Regions from separate parts of the Homo sapiens genome. Here region 2 is linked to region 1. Evidence: chromatin contacts called from ENCODE Hi-C or POLR2A ChIA-PET data. All regions are on one chromosome and are shown on one strand. Each heading gives the region's core, a stretch centred on a gene start or an enhancer-like site at or near the end of the contact. The rest is flanking DNA. Distances are from core to core; before and after follow the strand shown. Region 1 holds the start of WEE1 (WEE1 G2 checkpoint kinase). Region 2 holds the start of NRIP3 (nuclear receptor interacting protein 3).

Region 1 (6,935 bases), core at 369-2,868:
AAAGTGGTCATCTGCGCAGTACTCGAAGGCCTTTCAAAACACAGGTGCTGAACACCTCCTTCTTTAAGATACCTTATCTACGGTAGGATGTTCCTAATCACACGGAGGCCGGCCAAACTCTGGGCACCGCAAACCCACGATAAAAACAAATGCTGGGCCAAGACCTTGTCCAGAAACAGGCCTCAGTACTGCCTGGACTTAGGATGAGTCTGTAGGACTGTAAATGCTTGGAAGGCCAGCCTTTACTCCCAAGTCCAAGCGTAGTCTCCCTGCATGCCCCAGACCTTTCCCCCATCCACGCCACACGACACGACACGATCAGGGCGGGACAATTATTTTTCTTTAAACTCCTTCTGCCCGCGCCGCCCAAATTACAGGCCCGATCGCCGCGTTTAAAAGGCATCCTATGGCTCGGGAGTGTCAGGTGGCCGGGCCGGCACCCTCCAGCATCCTCGCGAACCGCGTTATCGGTGCCGCACTCGGGGCTGACACGCTCGGGGCGGCCCGGACTCAACGGGCGGCAAATCCTTGGCCACCCGGACGGGCCGATCGGCCCCTTTGTAAGATGAAGTTCCAGACGAGGCCCATTGTTCAGTTACATAATCTCAACGGACAACCTCGGGGCAGGGCCAAACACAAGGGCTGCCAACTTTGGGGGGCGGCGCAGGAAAGCGAGGGGGGAGCGGCCGGCCGCTTCTGTAACCGAACCCAGGCAGCGGCGCTGGCCCCTCCGGCGCCGCGGCCCCGGCCGCCGGGTGCCCGCGCCCGCCGCTCTCACCTTGGGCGTGTGCGGGGTGTCGAAGAGTCGCAGCTTGCGGAAGGTCTTGTGTGGCGGGGTGCCCGGGTGGTCCGGCCGCGGCGAGCGGCGGCCTTCGCCCGCCCGGCGCGCCCCGCAACCCCGCGGCGACGCATCTCCTGGGCCGCCGCAGCGCACCGGCGAGAAAGAGCTACCCAGGAAGTAGGGGGCCGCCGGCGACTTGACCGGCGACGAGGAGCCGAAGCCCTCCTCCTCCCACGAGTCGCCCTCCGCCCCACCGCCCGCCTCGTCCGCGCCCGGGCAGGCGCCGGGCAGCAACAGGTCCTCCTCCAGCTCGCCGGGGCTGCCGGGGGCCGGCCCGGGCGAGCGGCGGCGCTCGGGCCCGGGCTCCGTGGGGCTCCGCGCGGGCGGCAGCGGCGAGTCGGGCTCTTGAAAGGCCGAGTCCTCCCCGGTGCTGTGGCCGCTGCCCTCCTCCTCCTCCTCTTCTTCCTCCTCCTCACAGTCGCTGCAGGGCGAGAAGATCAGCTTCTGCCGCAAGGTGCAGGCCGCCCCGGCGCGGCGGGGTGGCGGCGGCTGCTGTCGGCTCAGGAAGCTCATCGCGGCCCTGGGGACGGGGCCGAGGACAGGAGAGCGGAGGCCTGCGGGGTCCAGGACACTGCGGGCCTGGGGGCGGGTCCGCCACGTGCGGCTGGGCGCGCCTAGTCGCAGCCGCGGCGTCTCTGCGCGGCGGCGGCCTGCGGCTCCGGGGCGCTCGGGCTGCGGACGGTGGCGGCAGCGGCGGCGCGGACTTTCCGGCAGAGGCGGGGCGGCCCGAGCACCGAGGCTGAGGTCTCCTCAGGTCCAGTCTCAGGTTCGGGCTCCGCGGCTTCCCGCGACCGTTAACCACGTGAGTGCCCAGTCCACCAATCCCAGTGCAGCTCCGGGTTTGAAAAAAAAAGGAGGGCGCGACGTAGCCCGCGGGGGAAGGACCAGCTACGCGATTTTGGCGGGAACCCGCTGGCTCCACCCCCGGCTCGGCGCCAGCCAAGTCTGGGCGGGCTGTGGTGTTCCGGGCCTATGAGCGAGCCTGGGGCGGCGGGGGGCCCGGCCCGGCGCCGCCCGAACACCGCCCGGACGGGGCTGGGCCTTCTGGGAGGGGCAAAAGAGAGCTGGATTCGCCTAAGCCGACCCGAAAGCCGGCCTGGACGCACCCCCCTCGCTGCTCCTCCGGTGCTGGGGGATCTGAAGAGGGGCAGGCGGCCGGGCAGCGCCTCCGGGTCTCTGCGAGCTGGGAAGAGCCAGGGACCGAATGGCCTTCGGCCGCTGCCCTCGGAGGCCGCTTCTTGCCCCTCGTCCCCTGGGGCGAGCCACTGGGGCGTAGTGGGCGTGGCAGTGGGCAGCCACGTTCAGGGTCGAGGTCTGAGCCGGAAATGGTGACTCGGGCCTCGGGACCTTTCTGAACTGCGGGAGCCGATGTGCTTAGGCTGGACACTGGCTGGGAGGAGGCCTCCGAGCCCCATTATTTCCCCGGGGTGGGTGACTGTTAGGGGCGGGTGTCAGCACAGCGAGAAGAGCTCTCCCAAGCAGGGGTCCACCTCTGCCGACCTTGTCCGCGGCCAAAAGAAACAGCAGCACAGTTGCCCACCACGAAACCAAGTGCCCGGCACACGATCTCCGTGTTTACATTTGTTCGCCAGCACGTGGGCATGCGTTGGCAAAACCGATTGGCCCGGCTCGCGGCAAACTCAAACGCAATTTTAAAAAATTTCCCTAGTGCTTCGTTAAACTGATTTAATCTGTCCCTTAATGCACTTACACGTTTCTTCCAGTTTTCTTTTTTCTTTCTTTGTTTATTTATTTTTTTTTTTTTTTCTGAGACGGGGTCTTGCTCTGTCACCCAGGCTGGAGTGCAGTGGCACGATCTCGGCTCACTACAACCTGCAACCTCCGCCTTTAGAGTTCAAGCGATTCTCATGCCTCAGCCACCCGAGTAGCTGGGATTACAGGCGGCTGCCACCACACCTGGCTAATTTTTGTATTTTTAGTAGAGACGAACTTCCCAATGTTGGCCAGGCTGGTCTCCAACTCCTGATCTCAAGTGATCCGCCCGCCTCGGCCTCTCAAAGTGCTGGAATTACAGACGTGAACCACCGCTCCCGGCCTCTTCCAGTTTTCTGTTGTAAACAACCCCGTGGTGTATATGCTTCCTTCTCCATGTTTTTTGTTTGGTTTGGTTTTTTTCGACACGGAGTCTCGCTCTGTCGCCCCAGGCTGGAGTGCAGTGGCGCGATCTCGGCTCACTGCAGCCCCCACCTCCCGGGTTCTCGGGTTCCAGCGATTCTCCTGTCTCCCGGGTAGCTGGTATTACAAGCACATACCAGGCCTGGCCAATTTTTGTATTTTTACAAAATGCAAAATACGGAGTTTCACCATGTTGGCAGGCTGGTCTCAAACTCCTGACCTCAGGTGATCTGCCCGCCTCGGCCTCCCAAAGTGCTAGGATTACAGGCGTGAGCCACCGCGCCTGGCCTTTTTAAAATACTCTTTTGGATACCTCCCTGGAGTTAGAATTCCTCAGTCAAAGGATATAAACTGGCAAACTCCCCCTCCAGAAACACAATACATTCTCACTAGCAGTGGATTAGAGCACACTCTGTGAATTCAGGACATCAGTGGATGTTCGTTGATGTGGTTTTGTTGTTTTGATTCATATTGTTGAACAGTTGTCATGGGTTTAATGATAATTTACATTTATCTCTATTGCCTATTTTTCTTATTGTTAGCACTTTATGCATATTAACACTTTGTCATATATGTTGTTCTAATGCTTTTCAAAGGCTAAATAAACTCAAGCTGAATTTTTCTTGAAACACACGGTAGTACTTAACACATCAAATCGGGAATTTCCTGAGATCACACAACTGAAGACACAGTGAAGGATCAACAGCTGTCTTTTCTCCTAACATTTGCTAACTGGTGTATAAATGTGTTTTTTATATGGTCATGCAAACTTAATTTTAAGCTCTTGGAGGACAAGAATTCTAGACTTGTATAAGGAGAGTTAGTCAATGATCCACAGTGGCCAAAGCCAAGGAGTGATTTTCAGAACCCTTGCTCCAACACTTCCCCTCCTGCCACTCCTTTTTTTTAAATTTTTATTTTTCGAGACAGGGTCTCACTCTGTCCACCCTGTCTCAAAGTGGAGTACAGTGGTGCAATCACGGCTCTGTAGCCTCGATCTCCCCAGGCTCAAGAGATCCTCCCACCTCACCCTCCCAAATAGCTGGGACTAATGATGTGTGCTACCACGCCCAGCTAATATTTGCATTTTTAGTAGAGACTCTGTTTCACCATGTTGCCCAGGCTGGTCTAGAACTCCTGGGCTCAAGCAATCTGCCCGTCTCCGTCTCCCAAAGTGCTGGAATTACAGGCATGAGCCACCATATTGCCCAGGCTGTGGGCCCCCTCCTGCCACTCCTGATGACAAATATAATTATTTGATATAATTGACATTTTCTCAATTTATTATGAAGCATAAATAAAAATAGAGAACCCTACTTTTATCGATCTGTAACATAAACTGCATGTGAAAATAGTGTGCTTTCTAAGTAAATGGGACTTTAAAGCCCTTTAGTTGCCTCTCCACAACTAGACTGATGCTCCTAAACTCCTCCTATGTAAGAATTCCGTATCTCTGTTCTCACGTCCCCTCCCTCACTCTTTGCTCTTTCACAACACCTGGCTTTATTTCCTTAGCAGGCTTATTTCTATCTCAAAGTACGTTGTTAGTTTATTACTATCTCCTTCTAGAAAAATAAGGTCCCCGAGGGTAGGGGACCCTTGTTTATTGCAGTATTCTAACGTGGATTAGGCGTTCACTCCCTTGTGAGTGATAAAAGAGCCCTTATTTAAATAATTGTTGGTTTATTCGCTTCCTAAATTGGCACATTTGCAGATAAGTTTGCCTATTTAAGATTTTGAATCGGGTGTGGTAGTTGTTCACACCTGCAATCCCAACACTTTGGGAGGTCAAGACAGGAGGATCACTTGAGGCCAGGAGTTCAAGACCAGCCTGGACAACATAGTGAGACCTCACCTCTACTAAAAATTTAAAAATTAGCTGGGCATGGTGTCACATGCCTGTGGTCCCAGCTACTCAGGAGGCTGAAGTGGGAGGATCCCTTGAGCCTGAGAGATGAAGGCTGCAGTGAGCTGTGATTGTGCCACTGCACTCCAGCCTAGGCAGCAGACCGAGAACTATCTCAGGAAAAAAAAAAAAAAATTGAACAGAGATCACCACTCTAGTACTCTATTTAATGCAAGATTGTAGAGGTAGCAGCCATCACACTTCCTATTTTTCCCCATGGTTTTTCCCCACTCCAGTAACAAAAACTTAAATGGTACAAAATTCTCCCACCTATCCCTTCAAATCCCAGCCCAGTTCCCCTTCCTGAAGGTAAACACTCTTAACAATGTTTTGTTTTGTTTTGTCAACTCCTACTTTGCCACCTGTCTGCGTCCCTAAATGGGAGGTCTTTGAAGTAGGCTAAGGCAGGCAGAAGGGCTTGGGTTGTGGATGGGAAGGGAAGAGTTCTTGGTCCACAGACCCAGGACTTTGAAGTCCTCACACAGAATCGAAGAGGTAAGTTCACAATAAATGTGTAGAATGATTGGGGGAAATAATTTTTTTTTTTTTTTTCCTTGAGACAAGGGTTTGCTCTATTGCCCAGGCTGGAGTGCAGTGGTGCGTTCACGGCTCACTGCAACCTCCCCTTCTGGGCTCAAGCAATTCTCCCACCTCAGCCTCTTGAGTAGCCAGGACTACAGGCAAGTGCCACTACACCTGGTGAATTTTTGTATTTTTTGTAGAGACCGGGTCTCACCATGTTGCCCAGGCTGGTCTTGAACTCCTGAGCTCAAGTGATCTGCCTACCTCAGCCTCTCACAGGGTTGGGATTACAGGTGTGAGCCACTGCACCTGGCTGAAGGAATTTTTTTTTTAAGTTGAAACCAAGACTCAGTGCTAGAGCCATTTCCTCTGTGAAGCCTTTCCTGACTCTCCATTCCCTACTCCAGACTTTCCACCGCACCCAGCACGGACTATGTAACACTCTTACTTTGTTTACTTGTCTGGTTTTCACACTGCCCAGGGCAGGGTCCAAACTGTGTTTGTCTTCAGAGCTCCAGCAACCAGCACTGTGCCTTGGCCCCTGAGAAAGTGCTTAATAAATGTTTCTAGAATAATTTAATGAAAATCCAGTGATCTTTAAAACAAAAGTGCCAAAATAACAAAACAAAACAAAAGTGAGAAACCCAGGCCCTGCCTCTTCAAGCTGAGAACATGGCACAATATTATGGTTTAACTGTAGCAACATCCTAACTGAAATTTTAAGTGACTGTTCTGATTTTTAAAATTTCACGCTCCTCTGAGTAAAGCACACACTGTACTGGAGAGATGGGTTACACCCGCCTGCCCCAGGCCGTATCTAATTCAAATTTCCAGTTCCTTTCTCCACCCAATGTTGTTTCTAACTAATGTTGCTAGGCAACTTTTGCAGAATCCACATGCTTGTGGTAATGTTGAAAGAACTGAGTAAAAATCTTGCCTCTAGCTTCTGGGATAACAAACCTAACCTGTTTATCCTCTTTAGATTCATGACTTCGCACGTAAAGGGCTTTAAAACTATTTTCAACCCATTCACCTTCCTTGGCAACAAAACAAGCAAGATTCTTCCCATGAAGATTTAAAACTGAGATTTCTAAATCACCTTCTCAAGTATTTTTAATACATATAGCACATGAATATGCATGCATATTCCTATTAACATGAGCCTTGCACTTTGAATGAAATCCTTCAGAACTAGGAACTAACTTTTCTCAGTGATGCAAAGCCTTTAGGAATGTTTCGTTAAGACTAGTCAGCCGTTAGCGAAAGCTGAATCTTTTCTATTAATATGCTCTTTATTCTGGAGAAATAATCAGTTTCTCTAAGGACCCTACTCTGATAGATTTCTAACTTTAAAAAAAAGACACATTAGTCAAATGTCAGTTTTTCACTTAAAAGACAAATAATACGCTTAAAGAGTTCAACTTTCTTCACCTTCCTTGTTATCTTTACCTTTCTCCTTATGCTTGTTCTCACAGCAAGTCTCAATTTATTTCAACCCAGCTCTGTTACCAGCTGCCTATTGGCCTCAGG
Region 2 (6,740 bases), core at 2,261-4,760, 570 kb after region 1:
AACTTTAGGATAGAGCCATTGCACATGGAAAGTCCAGAATCTGGAGACACTGAGGAGAGGAAGAGAGCTGGCCAGCCCCTGCCTCAGCAGGCCTCTGCTCTAGGGATAGGGTAAGATACTCAAGTCTGGCTTCATGTCTGAAGCTCTGTAGGGAAGCCTGGAGAAAGGATAGGCCAGCCCCAATTCGAGGGTTCTGCAACCTACAGTTTTTCCTGAAGTTGTTCCAGGTAATGATGGTTGCTACCTTCTGCTGAGCCTATGCTACATGACCAATGTATTACACTGTCTATCGTTTTATTTCTCACAGCAGCCCTGAGAAGTAGAGATATTGGCACAATTTTCTAGATGAAGAACTGAAAGCTCACAATGGTGCAGTAACTAACTAGTCACATAGCTAGTAAGCAGCAGAGCAGGGATTCAAATCTAGTGTATTAGACTCCAAAACCTGTGTTTTTAACAACCATATTGTATGTTACTTCCTCCAAGATGGGTCAATGAGGCAGGGGACGTTGATTGGCTATATGGAGAATTAATAATAATCTTTTCTGTTGGTACAGCCCTAGAGAGTTTACAAAGCACAATTGTATATGCAGTCTCACTACATCCATTTTACAGATATGGAAACTGAGGCTCAGAGGTAGGAAGTGATTTACTCAAAGTCATTTGGGCAAACAGGATAAACCACCCAGAGATAACTCTCCTTAAATTAAGCAGGCAGTCTGTAGTCTGCGAATACTCATAATGTGTGGGGGGAGGAAGGAGCTGGCCTCACCACACTGAACCTTGAGGGCAGTGATGGTATCAGTCTGTCCAAGGAAGGTCTCAGACAGGTGAGGGGACCAACAGGTATTGCAGCCACAGACCCAACTGCAGAACACAAATCCCACTACACCAAAGGGCTCTGAATTCACAAAAAGATTCCCAGTTCCAGTCGGGCACCATTTATTTTTCAGCAACACTTGATATGGGCAAATTCCAGTTCAACTAGAGAGATTCAGCTTCCTGGTGTTCCCAGGGGGATCTAGCTCTGAAAAGAGCCCCTTTCTTCTGTCAGGACATCCTCAGCAAAAAAGGCTGCAGGTCTGAGCTGAGCAGCCTGGAGAGTGGGGATTCCAACTCCCCCCGAGAGTGTCTACCTGCCTGGCTTCCTCCCTGAGGAAAGTCACTGTCCCAGCCCAAGCCCTAGGGGCCCTCACTGTTGGACCTGCCCTGATGCTTTGCCAAACTCAGAGGCACCTCTCCTAGACGGACAAGGCAAAGCTGACTTTCACTGTTCCCTGGGTGATCTGCACCTGGAGGAGTGATCAGGCAGGGATCCAGGTGATGGGACAGAAGGGGCCAGGGCAGCCACTGTTGTTCACTGCTGGAAGTGTGCCAGGGGACTGGAAGGTGAACAGCAATCCCACCTGTCTCCTAGAGACTCTGTCCTCCGTGTGTAGGGGAAAGTAGGGGATGGGCACACAGGGAGGAATCCAGCCCTGGGGCTTCCTTGAAGCCAAGTGAGCAGCCTTCTGTATTTGTTTTCCCACAAACAGTCTTTGAAACTGGGGCAAGTGTTGAAGGCAGAACAGAGTAAAAGAAGCAGCTTCATGAGGCCAAACCCAGTCTCTCCAGGTCTAGGTAGTCCAGCACAGGTTCTGGGAGTAAATGCCAGCTTTACCACTTGATTTCTTTGGTACGACCTTAACTTTTTGCCATCCTTTCACTAGTATTTGAGAACCCTCTGCATATTAGGGCATCAATGCTAAGCAAAAAATGGGTTCAGTCACCTTCCTGGAGGTTCCAATCAGTGGAGGAGACAAATATTAATCCAACAACCAGTACCCCCCTACCCCTACCCCCACAGAAAGTGTCAAATGCCCAAGAGATAGATAGTATATAATTAGAGAGACTTCACTCTCTCTGGAAGGTCAGAGAAGGCTTTCCTAAAGAAATGATAATGGAGCTGAGGTCTGGAAGAAGCATAGGAGTTTCCTGAAGAGGGTAGGAGGGGGCACTGCACACAGAGGGAACAGGACAGTCAAAGGCAGGCCATTTGGCAACAGGTGACTGGAAGGAACTGGAAGAAGGCCCATGAGGCTGAAGTACAGAGTGAATATGCAGGGTCTAGGCAGACCATGCAAGAATGTGGGTTTCTCCTAAGAGCAATAGGAAGCCTTTTGAGGTGCTCTTAGCAGGGAAGTGAGATGATCACACTTATCGTTTGAGAAGATTACTCTGGCAGCACAGTGAACAACGTATTGGAATGGAACCAAGGAGCATTCAGGAGGCCAGACAGAAGGTATCAGGTATTTGCCTGTAAAATGGGGGTGATGAGAATACTATCTTACAAGCTGTTGCCAGGATCCAATGAGATACTGCATTTTAAGTGTCTAGTCTAGTACCTGGCACATAGTAAAGGCTCAGTAAGCGTCGATATTGTTACTTTTATCATTGGTTCTTTGCAGAGTGCACATATTTCTTATCCAGGTCTGCTCCTGCGTGATGGGGTGGAGGGAGTAGTTGTGGTTTCCAGAGTGAAAACGTGATTTGTGTCAAATCACAATGTCGAGACCAGAATCCAGGATGCCTGAAGGCCCGATTAGAATGGCTTAAAAGTATGGATTATTCAGGAAGAAAAACGGGTTCCAATCGCTCCTACTAAGGACGCTGGAGGGATGGTGAACGATCCTTTAGATGGTAAGCCCTAGCACTTATTGAGAAAAACAGGTGCTTCTTTGGTCGGAGAGCAGGTGTAGGGCTCGCAGCCGCGTGCGCTCCCGCGGAGGCGGGGGACCCTCGCCACTCCCCCGCCCCACGCCCACCCGCGGGCTTCCGACTGCACCTGCTCCCCCGGCTCGGAAACGCGGGCCGGGTGCCGGGCTGCAGGCAGAGGGTGCCCGGGGGAGGAGGTCCCGAAAGCCTCCTCCACACGCCTGCACCGGCTGCCCCCTCCCCAGTCACGTGGCCCGGTGGGTGGGGACCGACCTGAAGTTGGAGAAATCCGGAGCGCTCCCAACCTCGGAGGGAGTCGCCAGTCCTCCGGGCCCGGGCGGTGGACCCTGGAGCCCCGGCTGGCGGCGTGGAGGTGCGTTTCTGAGAAGCCGAGCAGCGGCGCGGGCGGCGGGACTCGAGGCATGGCCCGGCTGTCGGTGATCCCCGGGTCGGCCACGGCGTGGACAGGTGAGCAGGTACCCGCGGCCAGCGGCAGAGATGGCCGGGGCTGCCAGGGCATCGGGCCCCAGAGCCCACGCCAGTCCAGGGGATGCGGGGCCCCCACGCAGGAGGGGGCGGTTGGGTGAAAAGGCCGCGGTGGATTCTCGGACTGCCGGGTCAGTCCCCACCAGCGCCGCCGCCTCCTCGCCGGCTTTGCCACCGGGTGAGCAGGGGACGCGGGACGCGGGACGCGGGACGCGAGGGAGCCGCGCGGGGCGTGGACTCTGTGCCGGCCCCGCCCCCCGCGCGCGCACTGGCTGCTCCCCGCGACGTCACGCTCGGCTATAAAAGGCGCGGCTCGGGGCCCTTGCGGCGCTGGAGGAGCTCGAGGCTGAGGCTGCCGGGGGGCTGTGGGCTACCGGGCCGCCGGCGCCTCAGCGATGTTTTACTCAGGGCTCCTCACTGAGGGCGGCCGCAAGGAGACCGACATGCGGGAGGCGGCGTCACTGCGACAGCAGCGCCGGATGAAGCAGGCGGTGCAGTTCATCCACAAGGACTCCGCCGACCTGCTGCCCCTGGACGGCCTCAAGAAGCTGGGCTCGTCCAAGGACATGGTGAGCCCCCGCCGCCGTTCTCGCCCCGGCCCCGGCGGCTTCGCGCCCGCCGTTTTCCGAGGCCCGGCCGTTGCGGCTTTCACTGAGTCACGGCCCGGCCCGCCGCTGCCCTTGGCTCGCGGTCGCTGCGTCGCGGATTCCTCCCCTTCCAGTACCCCTGCTGCGGTTTCGGTGGGGATTCCGTCGTAGCTTTTCTAGCTTGCGCTCCCCTCGGCTGTGCCTCCTCCCTGGATGTCTCTTCTCCAGTAGAAAGAAGAGGTCCTGCCCTGCCCTCTTGCCCTCGGGTCTTCTTTCTTTTTCCTTATTCTTAATACCGAATTTTGTTCACGGGGCTTGTGCCTCCTATGCTGTGTGGCTGTTCCTATGACCCAGACAGAGGTGATTCCTAATGGCTTTCCGTGAGGGGGAAAGAAGTGGAAAGAGGGTTTTTTGACAGTTGCCAGATCCAGAGGACTTCTGTTGAATCCATTGTCCCCCTATGCAAAACCCACTTCTCTAGTTTTGGTCCTAACTTTGACCTTCCATCCTGAGTGGGGAGAGAGAAAAGGGGCCAAATGTGAAGGTTTCCTGAACCCCCAACATCTCTTCATCATTCTCCTCTTCCAGCCCCGCCCCCAAGGAGTGGGTAGAGGGAGGAAGCCAGGCTGCTGCATCTCACCGACCAGCTAATGTGTGCATCTGGAGCTGGGGTGGGTGCAGTCTTTTTTTCTAGCACAGTTGTTCCTGGCATTAAGTAGAAGCACCTCAGGACAGGGGGCCTGGGGTCAAAGATGGTACTGTCCTCTTTCTATAGAATGGGATGGATGGCTAAGGGTTACCAATATAAAGAACTGTATTTGTCATCCCTCAGCCACTGTAGTGGTCCTGGGCCAAGTTTATGTTTAACTTTGTAGTTTTATCTGGAGTTTTCTTGTAGTTTGATTGTTTTCTTGAATTTCACAATCGCTTTATTCATTTGGGTGGTAATATGTGAAACACTAATTAAATGTCTTTTAACAAATGAAATAGGTGCTCTGCATAATTTTTCTAGTATTTTTTATTTTAAGCTTTTGAAATATTTAATTTTGGATGTGGTTGTCGGCCCTAGTTCACTGAAATTGCCATTTCTGGCCCCAGGAGGGCAGAGCTTCTGCATCCATTTCCTTTTTTTTTTTTTTTTTTTTTTAATTTAACAGCTCTAATGATACACAGGTACATTATATTATACACAGTATAATATAATATACAAAAATTTTTCTCCTCCCTGCCATTAGTTACTTCTGTGCAGAGTTTGTCTACTTCAGTTATCTTGCTCTGTTTTTTTTACAAGTTGTGTTTTTTTGTTTTGTTTTGCTTTTTGCACAACCCACAGGATAGTTTATCTGATTTATGCTAACCCAGAGTGATAAGTGATTGAAATGTGCTCCTGCAAAAGAGATAACTCTCTTTTCCCTTCTTTCACTTTAAAGCAATCTCGATTCATTTAACAAATCAGGTTCGAGAAGTATTCTTTCCTTCAGGCCAAATAATCCTATCCTAGTTCCTAGAATGCTCAGCAATCAATAAAGAAGGAAGTATTATATTAAGAGAAGAATTAAAATACAGAGTTTTTAAATGCTGGATTTGGTTGTCCCTCGTTGTCGAGGAGTTTCCTAGCCCTGAGAGCTACCTGAACTTCCTTCTGCCTAGGATTTCTTATACTACTTCATGCTGTGTAAGAATTCCATCCGCTTTTCTGACTCTAGTCTGTCTCAGTTGAGTCACAAAGGGCTGATAGCATACAGCACAGGCAGCAGGCTGCAAAGAGGAAGGAGCCTCAAGAAGCAGGATATTGCCTTGAGTATGACACATACACATGACAGTTGACTGTAAGGCTCTGAATCATGGTTCACGCTTTCTGTGCCCCACCGTCATGGAGTTGATTTCCCTCTCTCACTGTTTTCACACCTATAATGTACAAGTGATTGCACAGAACAGCCAGGTTACAGAAACCAAGGCAGACCGAGGTAGGGCTAGGAGAGCCGCAAGCGCTGGGGTGAGGCAGCATGCTTAAACTCTCTTGGAACTGTTGTTGCAGCCTTAGTACAATCTTAGAAGTGACCTTAGAAGTACATTATTATTCTTTTACTTTATAAATACATGTGGGATAGACCAGTGTTGACTCAATTTTCTCTCACTGCAAGGGAAATTTGGAGGATGTTAAAATTAATTGAATAGTTCTTACTTGGAGTAGTTTATAGTATAATCTCGATAGAAGGAGTCCAAGAAAAGGGAGAGGATAGCATCAGAGGGAGATAAGGAAGAGAGAGGAGAAATTAGTTGTTATTGACTTTTGGGTTTGTGAAGATTGTAGGTTGTTTTTCCTCATACCAGCAACCTATATTTGAATATACCGCTGGGATTTCTGAATTATCTACCTCTTACTATGCTGTTTCTGTAATGTTCACTGCTTGATACCAGCCTGCCAGCTCTTTTAGGACTGGCAGAAGGCAACCATAGGAAATCAAAGGGGGTCATGTTCTCTTGGCCCCAGGAAAGTGCCTTTGCCTATTCCTGTGTATCTGGAGTTGGCTGATACAAAGTCTTCTGTGGAAATTATATTTTTGTCTGCCCCTTTTGCTTTTATCCTTTTATCTTGTATTGTTCATTCTGTATTAGATTAAGAACTAAAACCAGAGATATGAGTGAGTAATATTATATTTGATTTTTTTTTTAAGAGACGGGTTCTCACTCTATTGCCCAGGCTGGAATGCAGCTGCAGTCACATCTTACTGCAGCCTCGACCTCGCAGGCTCAAGAGATCCTCCCACCTCAACCTCCTGAGTAGCTAGGATTACAGGTGCACACCACAACACCAATCTAACTTTTGTATTTTTTGTAGAGATGGGATTTTGCCATATTGCCCAGGCTGGTCTTGAACTCCTGGTCTCAAGCGATCTGCCCACTTTAGCCTCCCAAAGTGCTGGGATTACAAACATGAGCTACCACACCCAGCCCTGATTTTTTTTTTTA

Evidence for each region. A loop is a pair of places that touch in the nucleus more often than their neighbours do. ChIA-PET counts read pairs that join two places held with the same protein, here RNA polymerase II (POLR2A). Pooled maps may share reads with other maps.
Region 2: a loop to region 1 is called in a pooled map, with 6 times the contacts of the local background. The contact joins the promoter of NRIP3 here to the promoter of WEE1 in region 1. A Hi-C loop is called at or near these places in 9 of 50 pooled maps. POLR2A ChIA-PET finds 5 or more read pairs at or near these places in 2 of 52 experiments (BJ and WTC11).

The regions. Positions count from the first base shown.
Region 1 is chr11:9,568,353-9,575,287 of GRCh38, reverse strand. WEE1 (WEE1 G2 checkpoint kinase) reads right to left here and starts at 1,618. Exons shown (of 11, transcript NM_003390.4): 1 at 779-1,618. The coding sequence starts at 1,354. RefSeq lists silencers at 996-1,095, 1,386-1,595, 1,616-1,965, 6,222-6,291 and an enhancer at 1,540-2,392.
Region 2 is chr11:9,000,771-9,007,510 of GRCh38, reverse strand. NRIP3 (nuclear receptor interacting protein 3) reads left to right here and starts at 3,510. Exons shown (of 7, transcript NM_020645.3): 1 at 3,510-3,749. The coding sequence starts at 3,576. It overlaps NRIP3-DT (NRIP3 divergent transcript), which reads right to left and starts at 3,423. Exons shown (of 3, transcript NR_183663.1): 1 at 2,968-3,423. RefSeq lists an enhancer at 3,414-4,333.